Regions from separate parts of the Homo sapiens genome. Here region 1 is linked to region 2. A link is a contact called in ENCODE Hi-C data. All regions are on one chromosome and are shown on one strand. The core of a region is the stretch at or near the end of the contact, and the rest is flanking DNA. Distances in the headings are between cores, read along the strand shown.

Region 1 (2,700 bases), core at 7-2,506, 360 kb after region 2:
GCCTCTCATCCTCTTGAGTAGCTGGAACTAGAGGTGCACACCAGCAGGCCTGGATAATTTTGATATTTATTTTATAGAGATTGGGTTTTGCCATGTTGCTGGTCCTAAACTCCTAGGCTCAAGTGATCCTCCTGCCTTGGCCTCCCAAAGTGCTGGCTGGGCGTGGTGCTTAGGCGCAAGCCACCACGCCCGGCCAGATTTGAATTCTTGCCATTCTTTAGCTGTAGTTTCTTTCAGTTGTAATTGGTAAGATAACTGGTGAACCCATCCAGGCAGCAGTGGCTTTTCCAGTGCTCCTCCTGTGACCATTTGTGATCATGTCTTTGAAGACAACTCAGGCATAAAATTAGATTTTCTTTTAATCAAATGTAGTTAGCTTTTGACTTTTGTGGCACCTCAGCACTGTCCTTATGCTGACAGAATTGTGCGGTGGATCACAAAGCAGTGGCAGAATGAGAAGCCGTAGCAGTGTAACAGGATTAGCAGGCGTCATTCAGACTGAGGACGCCCGGTGTGGACAAAGCATGGGGTGGGTAGTGCTTCGTCTTCGCATGGTGCTGGCTGACTCTGTGTGAGGACACTGGGTTGTCTGTACCCATCCATAGTATAACTTGTGTTCATATATATGTGGGTAATTTTTAATATGAAAATATTTCTGAGAAAAATAAATAGCTGGGCATGGTGGCACACGCCTGTTGTCCCAGAACAATTACAAGTCATTGTGTAGAAAGCAGTGCAAAATGAAGTTTGCTTGGATGTCATATGAAAAATCCAAAGGTTGAAAATTACCACTTTAAAATGGCCTGGCATATCCTAGGTAATAATGGCTCAGAGAGAGAGGAGATACATCTTTCGGGTGCTAAAATTAGGGCCTTTAAAGGGAAATAAAAACGAGGTAATGAAGACATTTTCCCCCAGGCTTGCCCATGGCCCTGTTGTAGTTTAATTTGTTAGAGATTCCTGCCCGACCTAGAGCTGTCCAGAAAGTTCAACAGAGAGACCAGAAGCAGCACTGAAGTCGAGCGAGGACTCGGCAGCTCCCTTAGTTGGTCGTGTGTGGTCATGATGTTCCAAAGCTGGGCCAAAGCTTTGTTCTTGTCTCTAGATTTGATGCAATTTCACAGAGTCGAATTGCTAACCAGCCTTCCAAGAGAAATTGTGTTTGCATGTTGTATTTATTTGCGACAAGTAACATTCCTCTCAGTGGAGCAGGATGTTCTCGTTGGGTGGTGACCCTTCTTTGTACTCAGGAGAGTTGCATAATAAACCAGTTTCATAACTGGAAGATTGCGTTTGGACCAGAGTGTGGAACTGGGGTAAGAGAAATGAACTGGGTGGCCTTCGTAGCTGGTGGTGTGGACGAAGCCTGGCCTGTCTGTACTGATGGGGTTGGAGTTCTTGACTCTGTTGTGTGTTGTGCTAGGTCGTCTTACTGCCTGCTGACCACTCTCCTTTTGTCAACAGGAATTGTAAACAAACAGTTGACTGGCTGGAATTTGGATGTTTTGAGTCTCCTCAGGCACCCACTTAGGGTTGCTGGTCAGGGTGCTTTCTCATAGTTTAGGGATAGCTTGCTGGTGAGCCTGGGTTCCCTAGGAATACGGTTATACCTAAAAAACAAACTGGATAGATTCAGCCAGACTTTGACCTTGTTAATTCATGACTCAACCTCGACAAAGGCCTCTCCCTTTTTTTTTGTGGCAAAATATACATAACATTTACCATGTTAATCATTTTTAAGTATACAGTTCTGTCATGAAGTATAGTCACATTGTTGTGCAACTGGCAGTCTTTCATTTGGGGACTTTTGTGGTTTGATGAGGTACAAGAAATAAAAGGAGGGCAGACAGGAATGCAAGTCAGTCTGTTGTGAGAAGAGACTGCATTGGGGTCCAGAAGCTGAGTGCTAGTTCTGGGTCCACCCTACAGTGTGGCAGTTATAACTCGACTTCTTTTTTCTGGAGTGTGACAGGAGAGTAACAGCAGTGCCACCTGTCTCATGGATGCTGTAAGAACCTCACGGAGCAGCATCTGTGGGTACACGTTGAACATCAGAGTGCAGCGTCTGGCTAAGGGATTATTTTCAGAACAGTTAATTGTTACATGATGGGGGAATAAGTTCTAACGGAAATTCTTTTTTGTCTTTGGCGTTATCAAGAAATCCAGACACAGCCTTATGGGTGGACACAGTTCCCCTTTCCAAAGGTGAAAAAGGGAACTTAATACAATGTTTTTTTAAAATAAGATTGTAACAATCTATTGTTTTGAAAGCCAGTGACATGTTCATTGAGGAAATTTGGCAAAGAAGGAAAATAAAATCATATAACAGAGATAACTATAGTGTTTTGGTGTGTCTCCTTTTAATTTTTCTCTCTGCATGAATACACATGCTTTTCTTAGGAAACTGGCATCTACATATTCATTTTATCATCTTTCACACAATATCATTGTCAATTATCCTTTGAAATCATGTTTGTGGTTCTCACTATTCCACCCATGTTGTACTTTCACTGTTCTCATGTTTTAATTTGTTGTAGGTAATGCTAGAGGGAACATTCTCAGACACATTTTGTATTTTTCTTAAAATGTATCCTTATGAGATATTTCTACTTACTGAGAAAAATGACATACATACTCCCTTAAGACTTAAGAAATATACCAAAATTTCCAGAAAGGTTCCATCAATTTTATGCTCCATAA
Region 2 (2,700 bases), core at 165-2,664:
GCCAGGGGCTCCTGGTTCCATGTCTGCTCCTGCCACCACGAGTGCATTGGGAACCCCCTCTTTGGAAGCCCTGTGCATTCACAGCCTCCCTGTTCTCTGACTTGCTAATTTTCCTATGGACTCTGGTATATTTTCAAAGGCTGGCAATGGAATTGGCTCCAAACCAGACGACCTCCCCGATGTCACCACACAGTATCGGGGACTGTCATACAGGTAATGTTAACCTTTGACCTCTCCCAGCGTTCCCCCCACAACAGAGATTAGGTGTGGCTTTGTCTCCTGTAAATATGTAAATCCCAGAGGTCGAAGACTTGGTCTGGAAGGGGCTTTCAGAAAGAAAAAGCTATATATTTCTGCAAAATGTGAACATTTGGTGAGTGGAGAGGATATTTTACTGTTGATAATCTTTTTTTTTTTTTTGATTGTGCAGAGAAAGTAAACCAGGGTTCTTATCAGACTCCTGGGTCAGCAAATCCAACAGGAAATGCACCAGAAAAGCACCAAATCCCTGAATCTTCACCTCCCCGCTTGCATGTATACGTGTACACGTGGTGTTCCTACGTCTCTGTTTACTGTCTTTATGTGTTTATTCATGTTGTCTTGTAGTCACACAGCTGCCTTTACATATATGTACACATCTGCACAGAAAACCTCTGAAACCCATCGCACACTTCGAGAGGCCATAACCAAGACACAATCACAATCAGCCATGTCTTGAAAGATTAGCAATTCGACAAGAGGAAAGGGTGAGAAAGGGCATCCCGAACACGGAAGTGGAGAAGCTCAGGGTGTGTCAGGCGAGCGGTTGCGTGTAGATATTCTCAAGTTTCTTTCTCTCCTAATAAAGTTCTCATTCCTGTAGGCTTCAAAGTAAGTGGCGAGTAGCTCAGAATTTACCTGGGAAAACAACTAGAACGAAGCTGGCCACAAGGGGGCAGCGTGCTAATGAGTGGCGGAGCCAGGACAGCACCTTTGCTGCCGCCTCCCTTTTCTTCTGAGTCAGTTTGCTTCCTGGGGAAGTGACAGGGAGCAGGGAGGGGGTGATCAAGACTGTGAAGGTTCTCTGGCCAGACCTGAGCAGAGTCCCAGAGAGGATGGGTTTCCAGGGCGAGAGGGAGGCGCCATCACTCGGCCTGTACCACCCACAACGAGGACCTAGGTTGTCCTTAGCATGAGGACATCAACCTCTCAAGAACAGAGGTCAGTGCCTTCCTGCGCCAAGGTCCCTGCGTTTCCACAAGTCCTTGGTCAGGTACCTGGTCCTAACAGGCTGCCATGGAACAAATCAGAGCCTCACTGACTCACCATTCTGCTCCTAATGAGGCTACAAGAAAAAAAACCAGAGGAGAGAAAGCAGAGCTTATTACAATCAGGAAAGAGCATGAGGTTCTGGCAGCTGCACTTGGTCTCAGCTAAAGAAGGCAATGACCTCATACGATAGCATGGGAAACAAAAATCAAGCAGACGAACCACATTGCAGGTGATAGATACGCGACGTGCACCTGGTGGGGCAGCCTGGGGAAGTGAGGTGATGTGCCCTACTTTAAAACAGATCGACCAGCTGGGCTCCTGGGATTCAGATATGAACCAGCAGTCCTCTACTAAAAGTTTCTTTCTGCAGCGATGGGAAAATTCAGCCATTGCTCTGTTTCTTCCAACAAGTGAAGTCCATTACAGCCTAATGTCTCAATCTTTTAGTTCTAGCTCTAAGGCCTCAGGTTCAATGGCTGCTGTCCCTTTAAACCCTTCATTTGTCCTAAATGTTTCAAATAGCTGCCCCCAAATGCACGTGTGTTAAAGATGGAAGCTCTAGGTCGGGGTCTGAGAGACAGCTTGACACTTGGTAGAATACATAGACTACTGTGTCTCAAAGTGTGTTCCATGGAACATTAACTCCAGACCTGTTCCTGGAGAAGAGAAAATCCTTTGTATCTGAGGGGGAAACATTACCATAACCTTCCTTTGGGGAATTCATGTGTGTATTAGCATATTAAAGGCTCTCATAAGGCCTGCAATGCAGAAATCTATTTAAGTTTTATCTGTTTAACCCAATGTTTCCCTTAATTCCAGAACATTTTCTTTGTTCATAACACCTGTTAACACCTCCTGAAAGTGTTCACGTAGTAGACTTATCTGAGAAAAGCAATTTTTGAGCCGTTAAAGCTTCTAGATTGGACAAACTAGGCAATTAATGATACTAGATCAATTCAGAATGCAATTTGAGCCTCTTCCCCCTGGGAAACAAAGTGAAAAGAGTGGATCTCATGGAATTAGGGGAGAAGTAGACCCAGAATTCATGGGGGGTGGGTGGCTGTGAACAGGACCTGCAGAAGAGGCTCGGCTGTGAATATTTCCAAGGCCCCTTGACCTGTGAGATTCTGTAGTGAACGGTTCCAGCTTTGGCCAGCTTAACAATGTGCTGGGCCCCAAGGTCTTGAGAGCATTGCCTTTTCTTCCATTGAAATAAGTTCGCTTGTTTGGGACCATTCAAAGGATCAAAATAAAATTTACTTACCAAAAAAGTTGCCTTTGTTTTATTAACTAGGGGGTCAATCTCATATGACTGAAACTCCTTCAACAAATGTTACTGAGCATCTACTCTATTTTTCTGTACACTTTAGGTGACAACAGATGACCAGAGCCCAGCCATTGAGCTCTGTAACATAAATTGAGTGTAACATAAATGATATCCATCTGAAG

The links. A loop is a pair of places that touch in the nucleus more often than their neighbours do. Pooled maps may share reads with other maps.
Region 1: a map of K562 shows a loop between it and region 2 (2.4-fold over the local background). The contact joins two enhancer-like sites. A Hi-C loop is called at or near these places in 2 of 168 maps with a recorded cell type or tissue (K562 and gastrocnemius medialis), 2 of 37 single-sample maps with no recorded cell type and 3 of 50 pooled maps.

Annotation. Positions count from the first base shown.
Region 1 is chr2:28,950,940-28,953,639 of GRCh38, forward strand. No RefSeq gene overlaps it. Among named protein-coding and RNA genes, the nearest start is that of SNORD53B, 24 kb to the left of the region's middle. Within about 2 kb of position 1,257, at least 10 of the 41 ENCODE cell types and tissues checked have a DNase peak (open chromatin) inside an H3K27ac peak, as active enhancers do; they include gastrocnemius medialis, where a contact is called at or near this core.
Region 2 is chr2:28,593,542-28,596,241 of GRCh38, forward strand. It overlaps PLB1 (phospholipase B1), which reads left to right. Exons shown (of 58, transcript NM_153021.5): 33 at 140-213. Among named protein-coding and RNA genes, the nearest start is that of PLB1, 99 kb to the left of the region's middle. Within about 2 kb of position 1,415, at least 31 of the 41 ENCODE cell types and tissues checked have a DNase peak (open chromatin) inside an H3K27ac peak, as active enhancers do; they include gastrocnemius medialis, where a contact is called at or near this core.